2 separate regions of the Homo sapiens genome follow, and region 1 is linked to region 2. Evidence: chromatin loops called from intact Hi-C (ENCODE). Cell type or tissue: pancreas. All regions are shown on one strand. Links, peaks and the distances in the headings refer to the core of each region. The heading gives the core; the rest is flanking DNA. Region 1 overlaps XPNPEP1 (X-prolyl aminopeptidase 1). Region 2 overlaps ADD3 (adducin 3).

Evidence for each region. Hi-C counts contacts between places; a loop is a spot of excess contacts. Peaks named below come from ENCODE experiments on the same cell type or tissue, not always from the same donor. Only the 100,000 strongest peaks of a DNase experiment are listed, where the experiment ranks them.
Region 1: it touches region 2 in a loop (2.8-fold over the local background); 80 of 110 quality-filtered maps call a loop at or near these places.

The regions. Positions count from the first base shown.
Region 1 is chr10:109,891,603-109,900,463 of GRCh38, reverse strand. XPNPEP1 (X-prolyl aminopeptidase 1) reads left to right here. Exons shown (of 21, transcript NM_020383.4): 4 at 7,389-7,452; 5 at 8,638-8,742. Among named protein-coding and RNA genes, the nearest start is that of XPNPEP1, 27 kb to the left of the region's middle. RefSeq lists an enhancer at 8,276-8,335. In pancreas, for the core only: no CTCF peak of the experiment used is centred there; a DNase peak (open chromatin) is centred at 5,791; H3K27ac peaks cover 5,213 bases.
Region 2 is chr10:110,009,805-110,018,839 of GRCh38, reverse strand. All of the region lies in intron 1 of ADD3 (adducin 3), which reads right to left. Among named protein-coding and RNA genes, the nearest start is that of ADD3-AS1, 5.9 kb to the right of the region's middle. RefSeq lists enhancers at 3,656-4,461, 4,882-4,941. In pancreas, for the core only: no CTCF peak of the experiment used is centred there; no DNase peak of the experiment used is centred there; H3K27ac peaks cover 2,122 bases.

The DNA of each region.
Region 1 (8,861 bases), core at 862-8,861, 120 kb after region 2:
AAGAGCCACATAGTTGGGGCGACTCTGTTAAGTGGGACTCTGGATCCTTGCTGTGATTGTGAGAACAAGAAGGAAGGGCTGGCTTCATGTGTGACCTGCCATAGTAGCCTCCTCAGTAATAGAGAGGCTGCTGTTCCCTGTGGCTCTTGTTCCTAATTGTTTCATTTCAGGGTAGATTCTGGGTTGATGGAGTTTCTCCTACGGCTGGGGAGGGGAGGGTGTTGGAGAAGTGAAGGGGAATCTTGAATTCTGTCCTTTGTGTACTTTCCAAAACACAAATATACACACCCACACGCTGTTCCCTGCAAGAGAGAAAACGTACCTCAAATGCATAATTACGCAAGGACTTGGCACTGCAGTGGTCTGCTTCTCTCTGTCCTCTGCAACTCTAAGGGTTTCTTCTTTTTAAACTCAGAGCAAGGGTTGTGGTATTAGGGTTGTTGTATTAATGAGCTTGGGCCCTGGGGGACTTTTATAGCAAGGAATCGTCTGTTCTCTCTGGTAATCTGGATACTTTCATGTACCATCCTAGTCGTATATTGGGATTCGTGGGCACCACTTGCCTCAAAGCAGGAGAATCCTTGGTTGGAGTCAGAGCTGTGCCAGCACTGCCTTTTAGAAATCTTGATTCCTCATCCTCCTCATCCGTAGACCCCATATTATGTTGTTGGGCTTGGCTTAGTCAAAGGGTGATGTTTTGTCAGGGACTGACTCTGCCAATGTGAATTTTTGGCTTTGTTTGTGGTTCCTCCTCCTGGAAGACATGATTCAGATTTTCCTAAACTCTTTGGACCCTACTCCATTCTCCTGGAGTCAGCTTCCTGTTTTGTTTTGTATTTCATAAACAGGCTTTCTCTTGGGGTGGGGTTAATGATTTTTATCCCACAGTGATTTTATCTGTTGTGTTAGAATAATGCTAGCTGTGGTAACACATCTCGAAGTTTCAGTGGCCTGGTATTGTAAAGCCTTATTTCTTATTTCATGTAGCAGTATAGAGTGGGTGTTCCTGGTTGGTGGGGGACTTCCCTCTACCTTGAGGGAAAGTGATTCAGGGATCTAGGCTCTTCCATCCCATAGTACCACCATTTTAGCTGGTGGAAGGGGACAGAGTATGGACAGGGCACACTCATTTGTTAGAGCCCCGACCCAGGTATCACCTCTCACCCACATTTCATTGGTAAGAATAAGTCATGTGACCTCACCTCAATGTAATGAGGCATGGGAATGAAGGCCTGGCTGGGCAGCTACTTTCCAGTGACTCTTCTACACTAAGGAAGGAGCACAAATCTTTGGACAACTGTCAGTTTTTCCCACATACCCTGACTTGGTTTCATTTAGGAGAGAAAAAAATGCCAATAACTTATATTTGGAAACAAGGAGTCCACATCTCCATTCACAGTCTAACTTTTGGTACTTCCTGTGGACCGATGGCCATTTATTCATTCAGTTTCAATTTTCTTGAGAACCTTGTATATTTGAGGCACAGTGCCAAGCTCATGGCTGATGGGAGAAGAGGGTCAGGGAAGGGGAAAGATGTCACGCTAATGTGGACTCTAGTAACTTTAGTCATGCTTATCTTGGCAGTCAGCTGTCAGCTTTACTTGGCAAGTTCCATCGGCATGTGACCAGCCATGTTGATCCCTCTTCTTAAAACCCAGCTCTGGTCATGTCACCACCCTCTCTTCAACTTTTAGTGTCTCTCTAGAACTTGCAGGATAAAGTTCAAGCCTCTTAGTCTGGTGTTTGAGGTCTTTGACTATTTGTCTTCAGACGGCCTTTACAGAAATCTCTGCAGCTGCTCCCTTGAACTTCTTGCCCCTGCCATTAGGCTAATTGGGTGTCGCCTCATGACAGGCCTCTTGCCTCTTGCTTCTGGGCCTTGTCACACCTTTCCCTCTGGACTGTTTTCCTGCTCTCTTCGCCTATCCTTGGTGGCCCAGTCAAACCTCTGAGCTTGGTCTGATGGATCTAAGGCACATCTGAGCATCCTTTAAACTATAGCAAATACCACACTGCATGTTCAGCATCGTTTATATGGCTGTTTATTAGTGTTAATATTTCATGGAATATCTGTCTACTATTGCCGATTGTCCACTTCGAGAAGATAGTTTCTTATGTTTGCTATAGAGTCAAGCTCGGTGCAGTTCATAGCAATAAGTGCTGCAGTTCATCAGATGTTCGGCATGCGCTAATTGCTTTATGTCACACCTCAACCCTTCAAGGTGGGCATTATGTTCATCCCCATTTTACAGATGAGGAAGTTGAGCCCCAGGTTCACCCAGCTAGTAAGTGGGGAACCAGGCTTGAACAGAGTTCTAACTGCTGGTTGTAGGAGATGTCTATTCTGTGGCTGATGAAAGTAGAGGTAAGTGCAGCATACACCTCGTATTCCTTGTTCCCTCAGAATTTATAATCCAATTGTGAGACTAGATGTGTACAACTTCTGTACAAAAGTAGAAGAGGTTGCTTGGCAGCTTGCAAGGGTATGGGCTTTCGAAAGTCAGACCTGAGGCTGGGTGCAGTGGCTCATGTCCATAATCCCAGCACTTTGGGAGGTCGAGGCAGGCGGATCACTTGAGGTCAGGAGTTCGAGACCAGCCTGACCAACATGGCAAAACCCTGTCTCTACTAAAAATACCAAAATTAGCTGGGTGTGGTGGTGGGCGCCTGTAATCCCAGCTACTTGGGAGACTGAGGCATGAGAATCGCGTGAACCTGGGAGGTGGAGGTTGTAGTGAGCCTAGATTGCGCCACTGCACTCCAGCCCAGGCGACAAAGCAAGACCCCATCTTAAAAAAAAAAAAAGTCAGACCTGAGTTCAGATCTTGGTTCTGCCATTTACTGTGGTGTTACCTTGGGGAAGTTAGTTATTTCTCTAAGCTTCATTTTTTTCATCTGTAGATTAGCGAGGGATGATACCTTCCAGGGCTGCTGTGAGGATTAGAATGAGAGGAAATGAATACAGTTATTGACTAGTAGGTGTTGAGACAATAATAAACAATACAGACTAAATAATCTTAGCTAACATTATTTGTCAGCATTATCCAAGGTAGGGTATGGATAAGTGCCAACATGGATGGTCCTGTAAAATTCAGAAATGTGGGAGCCTCTGAAAGCTGAAGTGGGTCAGGAAGCTTCATGGAAAAGGGAGCACTTGAACCAGATTTTTGAGAGATGACTAGCTTTTTTTTTTTTTGTAGTTTACAGATGCTTTATTTGGCTATGTATTGTTTATATTGTTGGAATTAGATGCCAACATTTAAAAATTGGGTAATTTCTCATGAACCCATATTTCTGGCTTCTTCTGAAATATTGAAGGTTAGCAACATGTGGCCTGCATTTCAGAAATCAGAGCTGAGTAGGAGCTGCTGTCTTTAGAAAAGATATCCTTTGTCCTGTACCCTGAGGTATTTGAATTTGAAACCCCATTTATAATCCCTTACGATCTTTTCCCCATTAGATAATGTATTAGTTTCCTATCACTGCTATAACAAATTACCACAGTGACTTAAAACAAATTTATTCTCTTATGGTTCTGGAAGTCTGAAGTCTAAAATGGGTCAGCAGGGCTATGTTACTTCTGCAGGCTCCAGGGAGAGTCCATTTCCTTGCCTTTTCCAGTTTCTGGAGGCCACCTGCATTCCTTGGCTCATGGTCCCTTCGTCCATCTTCGTAGATATGGTTGAGGTTTTAACTGGATGTAGGGAAAAGCTTCATGTCTCTTTCTGCTTGTTCATTTATAATACAAATGTGGGTTGAGGATCTAGTCACCTGTGCTGAGTGCAGGGACAGGACAGATACCCTGATCTCATGGAACTTATATGCTTGGGGTTAAGATGGGGGTTGAGGAACAAGACAATAAACATATAAAAAGTTCATTAAGAAGAGAAACATTGCCCAGCATGGTGGCTCTTGCCTGTAATCCTAGCACTTTGGGAGGCTGAGGCAGGCTGATCACTTGAGCCCAGAAGTTCAAGGCCAGCCTGGCAACGTGGTAAAACCCCGTTTCTACAAAAAAAAAAAAAAAAAAGGTGTGTGCCTGCTGTAGTCCCAGCTATTGAGAAGATTGAGGTGGGAGGATTGCTTGAACCTGACAGGTCAAGGATACAATGAGCCATAATTGTGTCACCACACTCTAGCTAGGGTAACAGAAGGCGATCCTGTCTCCAAAAGAAAAAAAAAAAAAAAAAGACAAATATCTAGAGTATGTGTGTGCTATACAGAGACTTAAAAGTGGCCAGGTGGCTATTATAGCTGGGTAGTACAGGTAGGCCTCTCTGTAGAGGTGATATTTGATCTCAAATGTAATGATGAGAAGGACCTAGCCATACCATGATCAGAAATACTTTTATAGGCACAAGGAAGCACATGTGCCAAGGCCTTGAGGCAGGAATGAGCTCAGGATATGCAAAGAGCAGAAAGGAGGTGGGTGTGTCTGGAGCATGGTGAATGGGAGCAGAGCTGCAAGAGGACTGGCAAAGTCAGATCAGCTGGTACCTTGACTGGGCCAGAGTTTGGATTTTATCTTAAATATAATAGGAAGCCATTGGAGGGTTTTAAGGAGGTTGCTAACATGATCTTAGATATTTGGAAAAGCTCACTCTGAGTGTATGTGCAGAGTGGATTGTAGGGGCGGTAGTCCAGGTAGAGATGATGGAGGCTTGGACTGAGTGCTGCTATTAGAAATGGAGAGAAGTGGGTGGTTTTGAGAAAAAGCCAGCAGCTGTGCTTCTTTGTGCCTTTTTCCTAGCATGCTACAGCTTTGGTTTATTTTAGGCCCTATGCTGTGTTCTAAGGAGACCGCCCCTGGGCGTTGCCAGCTTCATGCCTGGGAGAAGGAGAGTGACAGCCCTGGGCCCAGTGCTTGTCTGGCTTCTGCATAGCCTGTCAGTGTGGAGGTGAGGCTGTGGCCAGCCTTGCTTAGCAATGTCTTTCTGGAATGTTGACCACTTAGGTCATGTCTGGACATTCTTACCCCAGACCTTGTCTCCATCCCAAACTAAACATGTCCATTTGCTGTTAATTCCACCTCCCTTTGGAGGAACTCTTTCCTTGCCTTTGCTGATGGAGAAGTCTAGGTAAACCCTGCGGATCTTCCATCTCTCCCAAGCTTGCCCAGAAAGGGGTGGGGCATCCCTAGAGTACTATGTCCCTGAATGGAAGAGTCCAGCCGGGCTCAGACCTGCACTGCATTCTCTGCCAGTCTTTGCCAGTATCTTCACCCTGTGTCACGGGTGGAAGAGCCCCAAGCCTGTGGCGTCATGTTGGTGGAGAGTGCCCTCACTGTGTATTCCCCATTGTGCGCAGTGATTTTTAGCACAAGAGTTATTTTTAACTTAGTTTTCCCAGCCCCTTAGATGTCTTCTCACTGTTTAGGAAGAAGAGATTAATAATATCTCTTCCATTGCATATGTGCAGCACTTTCAAGTTTCTGGTGAGTTTTGAAAGACATTAACTTACTGTTTCTCACAAGAGTCCTAGGAGATGTGTGGGCCACCCTTCCCCCCGTTGTTACTTTTTAATAAAAAGTCTTGCACACAGTAATTACTCGGTTAATAAACAAGTGAGGATTCTGCAGTTCCTAAACGATGCTGGTGGCCATTTCTTTCTATTTCCTTAGTGCTGTTGACCGAATGTTCTTTATGCTTTAGGAATAAAACGTGCTTGCTGTTGCATTTAGCAATCTGAAATGACCTGTCTTAGAGATGAGGAAATGAGGCTGAGAGAGCTGCCAGGACTTGTTGCAGACTATGCAGCTGGGCCTGGGCTAGTGGGCAGGTGGCCCAGAGCTGCTTTATCCTGCCATTGTGGTTCTCTATGCTGGCCCTTCTAGTATCTCCCTGGAGGCTGGTTTGAGGCTGTGATTGCCGGTGCCTTGGTGAAAGAGGCAGTCCTTTTTTTTTTTTTTTTTAATTTTTGTTTTAATTTTTTGAGACAAGGTCTCACTCTGTTGCCTAGGCTGGAATACAGTGGCACAATCATGCCTCACTGTGCAGCCTCAACCTCCCGGGCTCAGATTATCCTCCCACCTCAGCCTCCTAAATAGCTGGGACTACAGGCACGTGCCACCATGCCTGGCTAATTATTGTATTTTTTGTAGACATGAGGTTTCACCATGCTCCCAGGCTGGTCTCGAGTTCCTGGGCTCAAGCAGTCCTCCCACCTCAGCCGCCCAAAGTGCTAGGATTACAGGCATGAGCCACTGTGCCTGGCTGAAAGGGGTAGTTCTTAACCATATAGCAGGAAAGGAACATGAGGGCCTTTTCCCCCTACATCATGTTGACTGTCCTAAAAATGCCTTGGGTCTGGCCAGCAGCCCCATTCCCCACCCTAAACTTTCTTAACCTTGCCAGGTCCTTTGGCTTGGGAGAATCCTGGTAACTGCAGAAGGAGCAGCAGCTCTGTACTCAGGCAGGCCTGGCTTTGGATCCTGACCTACTATTAACTTGTAAGTGGGCAGCTTACTTAAAGATTCTCTCTTTGAACCTCAGTTTTCTCATTTGCTATTGGTCTTATCCTAGAGAGTGATGAGGGCGAGAGATAAAGTGTCATGCATTGGCAGCCTGGCATAGGGCTTCAGAGTCCAGACTCTGGAGTTGACTGCTTAGGTTCAAATCCTGCCTCTGCTACTTAATTAGCTGTGTGATTTGGGGCAAGTTACTTAAACTCTCTGTGCCTCACTGGCTATTACCAGAAGTTGCACACTTTGACTTGTACCCTTTGCCCACGCGTAAGAATTTCTTACTTTCTTCACTCCCTAACCCCTTCCATACAGAGGCAAGGGGATTATCAGCTGAGAAGACCTTGGTTTTGGACATGACATTTTATTTTGCTGAAGCCTCCTGGATTGGATGAAGCGTTTCCGCTCACTCTGTAGCAGGAAGGGACAGGGTCTGCATGGGAGAGATTGGTGATGCTACCTCAGAGGAGGACCCAAACAGGAAGTTTGGAAACAAGTCAGTATCTACAGAAACTTAAGTTAGGGAATTGTTGGTGCTTAACACAGAAATTCAGCCTTACTTTTCAGAAAAATAACAGATGCCTAAATGTCAGTGGCAAGGAGGGGAGAAGGCTATTATTGGTTTGATTTTTGAGTAAGATCTCAGTGAAGAAAGAGCAGTTTTTATCTGTTTCTCCTGATGTGCTTTGGTTCTCCTAATGAGGAAATAGAGGCTAAAGGGAACAGCTCTCTCTGCCCTTAATTAATTCAATCTTCTGCAGTGTGTGCTAATCTGTTGTTTTCAGCTAGACTGTTGGCTTCTTGAGGGCGGGGGCCAAGGATTCCCCAGTCTTCATAGTCCCCGCTGAGCCTAGCACAAGGCTAAGCAGGCAGAACAGTCTGCTCATGACTGATCGAGGCCCACTTTGTTGTCATCTTTGTTTTCCAGAGTGAGTATATTGCTCCATGTGACTGTCGGCGGGCTTTTGTCTCTGGATTCGATGGCTCTGCGGGTGAGTCACTACTTTTTCTCTGTTCTTGCTGCACCTTTGTTCGCCTCCTAAAAATAACTGAACCGAGTTTCAGCCTGTGATATAGAAGCAAAAAGAAAATGCAAACCAGATGCTCCACATTGACTCTCTGCAGAAAGGTGTGGGTTCCCAGTCTTTCCCTGCTCCCCAAGGTCACCTTTCAGTAACCCTTTTTATTCCTCTCTGTATCTTTGCTTCAAAGTTTTAACAATTTTTATTTTTAAAAAGTTTTTGAACTTTTTATTGAATATAACATACATATAAAAGTTCTATCAATTAAACTGAATATACCTGTGTTACTAGCACCCCAAATAAGAAATGAGACTTTAATATAGTTTCAGAACCTCCTCTCTTAGCTTATTGGTCCCAGATAATTCTCCCAAGTGCTTGGCTTTTGGTTTCTGTTTTCACTCTTGGCTTAAATAACAAAGGTTAACTCTAAGCTGCATTGGTGTTCCTCAAAACCATTATGCCTTTGAGTTTTAGGGTGGACTCCCCACTTCAGGTTTGTTCTCTAAAGCAAGCTGGACAAGGTGGGAGCTCCCCTCCCCTCATGGTTAGCATGCTGCTTCCTTTGGCGTAAGTGCTTGTGTTGGTTGGCGCATTAGGATTGGCTTTGGCTGACACCTCTGCCAAAACCCCAAGTTCTGCCAGGCCTGTGGGAACGGAGGGCAGATAAAGGTAGGAGGCATAAGCTTCCTGCTAGTGACCACAGCAGGAACACTCATAGGGCCCACTTGGTCTTTCTCCAGGAAAGGTGAAACAGCTCCCCTGGGGTGTCTGGTGGAGCAGAGGAGTGGCTGTAATTGCTGAGCAGGAACCATCCCTCCCTGTGTCTTGTTGATTATACGAGACCACTTTGGCCATAGGTCTACAGTTCTCCATTCTCTGTTCTTGACTCATACTGTGCAAGTGGAGTCCTTTTTGTGCAGGGACCAGTGCCAGGTAGCTTGGGTCTCAGGACTGTTCTTTCAGAGCTTGACACACAGCTTGTTTTCAGTAGTGTGGTCTTCTCTTGCCCAGAGGTTTCTTTGGAGTCAAGGACCCATCTGCCCCACTAGGAGCTGATGCCTCTTACTGCTCTTGCCTGTCTACTGTCATTTTGTGCAGCTTCTGAGCAGTTGTTAGAAACCTTTCTTCTTCTTTTTTTTTTCTCCCCTGCTTCAGGCACAGCCATCATCACAGAAGAGCATGCAGCCATGTGGACTGACGGGCGCTACTTTCTCCAGGCTGCCAAGCAAATGGACAGCAACTGGACACTTATGAAGATGGGTGGGTACAGGCATGGCTAGCCCAAACTTAGTTGGCCTGATCTGGGCAGGGATCCTAGAGGTCCTCAGGACTCCTGGATCTTAATCCTTTTATGCAGTCATGGACCCTTTTGAGAATCC
Region 2 (9,035 bases), core at 290-8,289:
TCCCTTCACTCCTGCCATATTCTAATGTATTTCCTAGGGAGGCCAGTCCTTGGCACTGCTACAAATAAGTCTTTGCTGTAGCTGTTAAATGCCTTATAGTGGCAAGATATTGTGAACCACTATTATAAACTATCTCCCATCATGCTATAGAAAAAGAATCATTTTCACGGACAGTAATTTCTGGCCAAAATCCTTTCCATCTTCTCCACTTAATGAAATCTTAACTCCTCCTTCAAGGTCCACCCTTGTTCTTCTTTCCCATGAGGGCTTTTCTGACCACTCCAACTCTTTTTTTTTTTTTTTTTTTTTTTTTGAGACAAAGTCTCACTTGTCACCCAGGCTAGAGTGCAATGGCGTGATCTCAGCTCACTGCAACCTCCGCCTCCCAGGTTCAAGCGATTCCCCTACCTCAGCCTCCCAAGTAGCTGGGATTACAGGCGCCTGCCACCATACCTGGCTAATTTTTATATTTTTAGTAGAGATGGGGTTTCATCATGTTGACCATGCTGGTCTCGAACTCCTGACCTCTGGCAATCCACCCACCTCAGCCTCCCAAAGTGCTGGGATTACAGGCGTTGAGCCACTGCACCCAGCCCACTCCATCTCTTTTCTTGACCAGTTGACCTGTGGCATTTGTTTTCTGTATCTGTCATCTGGCATTCATCACACACACTGGCAAGTAACATATTTTGCATTGTTGTTTTAGTTATTGCTGACCATTCCTATGTTTGACTGGGAAAGTCTGAGTCTCAAGGAGTGATGTATCTCATAGCTTATGGGGATTTTCTGGAAGACACATATTAAAGTATAATTCCTTACAGATAAAGGAGAAGGACCAGAAGCCCTAAGGGTGACTGGGTTAAGAATACACAGCAAAACCATCATTTAACTGCAATTTTAGAAGCTTTTGGTTATACCAAAACAATGATCCCCAACCTTTTTAAACAAGATACCTTTTATGCTCAAAATGTGTTAACAAACAAGACCATTACTCATAATAGTAGTCAGGTATTAAATATCTCTTAATTTAAAAAATACATGGATTCAATGAAGTTTTAGTACATACACGTAAGGTATGGTACTTATTCAGTATACAGAACGTACTTGGTATGCACAAAAACTTGGTTTCCCCTAGGACCTCAGGATGGCACATGGTTTAATTTTATTGTACTGTGGACATGATTATTGCCATATTGAAAAGTACTACCACATAAAAATATTTAGAAGGAAGCAAACTAAATATGTATATATTATACATACAAAAAACAAATCCCCACTCCCCTACAAAAAATAAACCCAGCCAAAACCTCTTCAGTAACTCTTCCCATGAAGGGTATATTTTAAGCACACGCCCCAGGGTGAAACAATTCACTTCATGTTTCAGTAAACTTTTCTTGTGGTTTTAAATATAGCAGAAGGAACAAAAGTTAACATAGACAAAATCAAATAGAAAACATTTGGAAGTTCATCTCATGTATACGTCCTGATTCTAGTGAATTCTCAATCGTATTTACCCATGTTACCACTTCCTTAAAAACAACAACAGAAACCAAGAACCCCAGCATCAGTATTTTCCAGCCAAGGCAGAAATATCATTCTAATCTTGGTTCAACTCTTCTGTGCAGTCACCAACAAAAATAAACATAAATAAATCAGCAGTATATAGCATAGTGCTTAAGGGTATTAGCCCTGACCTCAAATCTTGGCTCTGCCCTTTGTTAACGGTACGATCTTGGGCAAGTTACTTCACTAAACTTTGGATAATTTATGTGAAGTGCTTAAAATGATCCTTGGCAGGTTTTAAAGGCTAACAAAAATGATTACTAATTAAGTAATTACATATAATATATATAAATATGTAACAATCAAGTGTATTTTTATAGCAACAATTTCAAAGCTTCCTTTCAATTCATATTTTCAAAGTTCCTTCTTGTCTGGCTTTGACAAGCCTATTCCAGATACCTTAAACCTCCACTGACCTGTAACTAGTTCTACTACCTCCAGTTCTACCCATGGCTGCTACCACAGTAAGTTTTTGGAAAATAGGGAAAGAAAAAACAAACAAAAACCAGGAAACCACTACCATACACCAAAACAACAACAAAATCTACTTTGAAACAGTGAATTCACTCAAGTAGGAATCATTGCCTTACAAAATGAGACAAAAAGGGCAGGAGAAAAAAACAATCGAAGTATTCAAGTATTCTTAAAACCCTTACCTCCAGTTAGGCAAATGATTTGTTTGCTGATTCTAAGCCCAAGCAGATTTTAACATCATTATTGTCTGCAGGAGCCATCAATAACCAACCAGACCTGCTATTGAAAGACTGCTCTCATTAAAATAATTTTCTTTACCACTTAATTTAATTTCACCACTACTCGGCTGTTTTTAACATAAGGCTCAACAACTTCTTCAGGTTTCTCTTTTCCCATGCATTCCAACAAGTACTGAATTAGTTCTTCATCATGTGTTTAGGCCTCCTGCTGGGAAGCATAATTAAAATTAAGCAGGCAACAATTCCACTTGGTACTAAGATCCTGTCAAATCCTCCAAATGAAGCTGGGCCTGGTTTCTCCAGGAACTGGCTGAGTTCTGTAAGGAAAACAGGAGCTGCTCAACTTGATGCTGGCCATTCAGTAGATGGCACTCTTCCCTTTGAGCCCAAATTAAACAGCCCCAAGAAGTATGTCCTGTTACATTCAGGTGTGACACAAAGCAGGGGTTCTCTCTTCAAAGCACTTAACTGACAGTCACAATCCCTCCTGAAATGCTGACTGGTCAAGGCAGACACTCTAAAAGAGCACAGGGACGTTTAGATTATAAGACATCAAACAATATAAAATCATCTAACTTAAGTGATTACCAATTAATCAGCTTCTCAGAGGTTATTACTATCTCAAGCAAATACACTGTTCTTATTGAGGCATAAAATGTTCCTTCCCTATTACATTCTGCTATAACAGTGACAGCCTTTCTGTGGCTAGTGACCGGACCCTTGTCTATCGCATGTTTTACTAAGGTATTTAGCTATGGCAAAGTGCTTAGAGAAATAAGATTTTATCATTATCAACATTCACTATGACAGATGAAGTAAAAATGTATTACTTTCAGCATTTTTAACTGAAAATAAATTTGATGTCCACTTAAAAAAAAAATCAAACATTCTGCCAGGCGCAGTGGCTCACACCTGTAATCCCAGAACTTTGGGAGGCCGAGGCGGACGGATCACGAGGTCAGGAGATCGAGACCATCCGGGCTAACATGGTAAAACCCTGTCTCCACTAAAATATAAAAAATTAGCCGAGCATGGTGGTGGGTGCTTGTAGTTCCAGCTGCTTGGGAGGCTGAGGCAGGAGAATGGCATGAACCCAGGAGGCGGAGCTTGCAGTGAGCCGAGATCAGGCCACTGCACTCCAGCCTGGGCGACAGAGCGAGACTCCATCTCAAAAAAAAAAAAAAAATCAAACATTCTAATATGAAAATTAGTGCAGCTCTAGTTTTTCAAAAAACAAGTATTTTTAAAGCAATGAATTTCTAATTCATTGATAATGTGTACTTTAATAAATAATAGCTCCCAATTATTAAATGTTGAGTAAGGTTTGTCACACTTCTATTTTGAAAATCTTTATTCGAAATTTAACAAGCAGACAGTTGTGGAGAAAGAAAAAAATTCCTTTTAGTGCAATCTCCAATTTAAAGCTAAAATGTTAAGCAATCAGATAGAATTCACCTTAAAAATTCTACCTTCCCATCCTGGCCAACATGGTGAAACCCCATCTCTACTAAAAATACAAAAAATTAGCCAGGCGTGGTGGCCCATGCCTGTAAACCCAGCTACTCGGGAAGCTGAGGCAGCAGAATCACTTGAACCAGGGAGTCGGAGGTTGCATTGAGCCGAGATCACGCCACTGCACTCCAGCCTGGCAACAGTGCGAGACTCCGTCTCAAAAAAAAAATTCTACCTTCCCTTAGGAAAGTGAACTCAACTCTGACAATAAAAACTGTAAAAGAAGGCTGGACGCGGTGGCTCACACCTGTAATCCCAGCACTTTGGGAGGCCGAGGCGGGTGGATCACCTGAGGTTGGGAGTTCGAGACCAGCCTGACCAACATGGAGAAACCCCATCTCTACTAAAAATACAAAATTAGCCGGGCGTGGTGGCGTATGCCTGTAATCCCAGATACTCAGGAAGGCTGAGGCAGGAGAATCCCTTGAGCCCAGGAGGTAGATGTTGCGGTGAGCTGAGAATTGCGCCATTGCACTCCAGCCTGGGCAACAAGAGTAAAAAACTCTGTCTCAAAAAAAATAAAAATAAAAAAACTGTAAAAGAAAGGCAAGGTAAGAGGTACACTGTTTTCACCTTTAAAAAGTTGGCTGTGGAAATAAGGAATACGAACAATGCATCAACTTCATTGCAAATCCCTTTCTACCTCCCATTTGTGCAGCTCAGGCAATGAAGCATTCCACTCATCCAAGGCACTTATGCCCAATCACAACTCCATTTGAGCTCTGACCATTGCCATTTTCCAACCACCTCCTTAGATATTAAAAGGCTGACCTTCTAGAATTTTTTTGTCATGTATTAAGACAAATGAGAACAGAAGTCACGATGCAGCTAACAGTTGCTCACTCTAACTTCCTAGGGCGTAAAAGTGGAGTGTTCTTAGAAGTCCCTGGGGAGGCCTTGACTTCCAAATTTACTTCCTTAGATATACCAAGTAAGCCTAACTATCTTCTTCAGGAGGATGAGTAAACCCAACTTTCTGCTCTAGCATTTAGTCATTCTAGCAAATCAAAAGATGATAGGATGAGAATATTGAATGGAAAAGGAAAACAGAAATGCTGTCCTTGCTCAGGATGAGCTGAGCCATTGTGGAAGAACTGCACAGAAACACTGCTAATGGTGACAAAGACATACACCGAGTTCCCATGACACTAAAAACTCAGCACTTCTCCAACCTGATTGCTTTTACATTGTTTGAGTTCCACCTCCTCTAGTAGGTAACCAACAAACCACCACAGAGGCAGAGTTAAACAGGCTGAGTCACTCACATCAGCACTCTCCTCTTTCATTCCATCTGAAAAGGTGAGCACTTCCTTTGGTGAGGGAGGGGAAAGTAAGAAATCACAAGAATAAATTTAAAGAGGTATGGAAGCTTAAAAAAATAATTTCGTGTATATTACTTGGAGTTAGGTTATCCTGCTTAATCCACTGCTTGCCTTAACGTATCTGTGATCACTGTTATTTTATTGTTTCACTAATATAGTATACTTCTTGAGACACTGGTTTTAAAGACATTATGTTACTGTCCTTAAATTTCTCAGAAGTGTTTTTACCTCCTAGCTGGTTGAGGGAAATGTTTATCCTATGGAAATTGCATATGCCCACTGCAGAAAAAATTGAGTTTCATAACCCTAGATTAAAACCTTAGCCTTGGCCGAGTGCAGTGGCTCACGCCTGTAACCCCAGCACTTTGGGTAGCCGAGCGGGGAGGAACACTTGAGGTCAGGAGTTCAAGACCAGCCTGGCCAACATGGCAAAACCCCATCTCTACTAAAAATACAAAAATGAGCCGGTAGTGGTGGCAGGCGCCTGTAATCCCAGCTATTCAGGAGGCTGAGGCAGAAGAATCGCTTGAACCCAGAAGGCAGAGGTTGCAGTGTGCCGAGGTCACACCACTGCCCTCCTGCCTGGATGACAGAGAGAGACTCCATCTCAAAACAAAACAAAACAAAAACCTAAAAATCCAAAAAAACCGTAGCCTTGTTTGAAGAGGTAGTCATCTTAAATGCCAGTTTATGTACCGTATACAAACCAATCTCCTCAGGCCCATTTTCATTGAAAGAAAAAAAAAAGTAAACATAACATATGGTGCTGATGCAGATCAGTCTGACTTCAAGTAAAGGCTCAATTTAGATCTAACCTTACCTTAAAGATATAAACCAGGCCTGTGGCTCATGCCTGTAGTCCCAGCTACCTGGGAGGCTGAGGTGGGAGGATGGCTTGAGCCCAGGAGTTCGAGACCAGCCTGGGCAACATAGTGAGAGCTGTCTCAAAAATACAAAAGAAGAAAAAAAAAAAAGATATAAACATATGCCAAGGCCTATACATCTTGTACAATAACGGTTCAGCTTTTAGTGGAGTTAAAACTAAGCAATATTATCTTCAAGAAACAAACTTACAAGAACAGTAAGCCTTTTAAAATCAAAGAGAGGTTTCATCCATTTTATACCTTTTGGTGATCATGCTACTACTATTTGGATTATGCTAGACAACTCTGAAAGCCACATTCATTCTTTAAGGTTTCTAGGATACTCTAAATGTATTCCTTCAATGCAGTTAAGTAATGTCCTAGAAGCCTGAAAGGAATTGTTAACGCAGCTTTTCAAACATACTCAACCAAAAACAGTTTAAGGAAACAAGGGGCTCTGATTCTCATTATCTGTGCTACCATCTAAGACTTTAAGTTAAACAGTACTTTCTTAACATTTAACATGTTTTCAACTGGCAATTCAATTTTGAACTTTGAGACTGGTCCAGATATTCAGCAACATTAAAATACACATGAAATAAATAAAAGATCCACAAACCTTTTTTCTCCAACACTTTTTTCCCACATAAAGGTATTACTCTATGCATACTGTTGGTACTCAATAAATATTACATTAATACACCAGGTGAATAATTTTTAACTTTACCTAAAAGGAAGAGAATCCCTCAAGTAGCATGGTTTGACATACGTATACATAGACACACACATCCATAATTAGCTACTGCAAGAATAAAAAATAATCATATTCATCTAAGGGATAACACACTTTTTCGTTCAAGCAACAGCCAATGAAAGACTTCTAACCTGTATGTTTTAGAGGATTCTTGATATATACAACCCATTACAGTAAAAAATTACAGTAAAAATTTGAGACTGTCTTGGCATTTGGCCAAGAGAACTGAATCTCTGGCAGAACCTGAAAGACCTCATAACAATCTCACCTATAAACACTCTGGCATGGACCCGGAGTTCAAACCATAGAGTATTAACAAAGAAGACATAAAGTATTAAGGCACTTATTTTGAATCTCAATGACATGACAGTCTAGGACTGTCCAATTAATTTTAAATTGGGTTTAAATAACTTCAAATAGGTCTACGTTTAAAAGGAAGAATAGCACTCGATTAGATATTTAAAGTTTTTTTAAAAATTCAAACTCTACATATTTAATATTTTCAAAGGAATCTGAAAAGCACTAATTATAACAAAAACAGTGTTTAGTGTGAGAAACAGATTAGTAACCTGTGTCTTCAATAAAGCTTGCACTTTCTCAATTCAACGCATGCTTGTTTTTAAACATTTTTTCCTAACATTACATTGCACTAAGTTGTCAAATGACATTTCATCTATCTACAATAATTCTAAACATTACTTAAAACAGCTCCTAATTTAGTTTATAATTTGTTTGACATATCAACTACAATGGTGAAGCAGCAACACACAGTTCCTTGAGGAATGTGAATGACAAAGTATAAGCCACAAGTTACATCTTTGCATTTAGGGTTCATTTTAGGAAGCAACTCAGGTGGTATTTAGAACAAACTTAAGTTAAAATTTATCTCAGGTTGATATGATGTTGGTAATCAGAAAGGTGATAAGGTTTACTGATTTACTGCAGAACTGGAATCTCCAATGGGAATTAGTGCCCTCTGGGCCACCTGGGGCCCTACATATCTGGTAAGCTTCAAAAAAAAAAAAAAAGACTTTAGTATCTTTAGTAATTAGAAAGATAGCACACTCTAGCACAAACTCTAGCACCCTAAACATATGTTGTGTATCAAAAGAGAATACCCTTTCAATGTCAAAAGGTGACTGTATTTAATGCGGATTAACCACCACTCCTTAGATTTAAGCATAACTTGGTGGTATTAATACCAGAGGATGTGGTTAAACAAGACATGTGCACCTGATAGTCGTGGGAATACTATGAAGACCTCTCACTGGTTTGCAGTAATTACCATGAGCTCAATAGCAACAAGGGGCAGTGGTTACATGGGCTCACTCTTGGGCCAGACTCTGGCTTCAGAACCAACCTGTGTCACCTTGGGAAGATACTTAACCTCTCCATGCCTCTGTTTAGCCACTGGGTTGTTGGAAGGACTAAGTAAATTAAATCATATAAAACTCTTAGTGCCTGGCACAGAGGTTAGGCAAATAAATATTGGCTATTACAAATATTTGCTGAGTCTTCACATGCTGGGTAGCATGACCTAACAGCCTTCAAAAAGATATGTCACTTTACATACTGATAATGATAAACACAAAAAGCACTGAATACAAACCCCATTCTAAGCACTTTACATATAACAACTCGGTTAAGCTAAAGTTCTGATGTGACTGTTCCCCAACACGCTACACAGTTTGTTCAGAGCCAGGTTTCTATGCTTTTATGTGATTTCTTCCCTCAAACACTTCTTATACTCTGATGACATGCATACATGCCACCCAGTACTGCTAACCAACTGCTTTGAAATGGGAGAGATTAACCAGCTAACCACCTGTAGGCTTACATGTGACAAAAGCACTCAGACATGATAGGCCTACTTCAGGAAGCCTCAAAACCTCAGAAGTTGGGCACCACCCTGTATCTAGGTTTTAGGATTGTGTGTAGGAGTTGGGCTGTTGCTGATGTTATGTTCTCTTGGTCTCAAAAGACATTCTGGTTTTACAAAGGCCAGATCTACACTTTAAACATAATTAGGCAGAATTCACATTCATGCCAGCATAATATTGAAGAAAGGGGTGAGACAGCAAAGTGTGTAATTTTCTCCCTTTCAGTCAATGCTTGAAACTTACATTACGAAAATACTATCCTTCTATCATGCAAAATATTTCCCAAGTGTCATATGATCAACTATGTCAAATGTTCACCAAACATTTCCTGATATCATATATGTAAAATGTAGCAATACATTGAATGTCTCATAACCAACTATCTCAAGAACTCCTTCAAATTATGTTTAACATTCAAAATAGATACA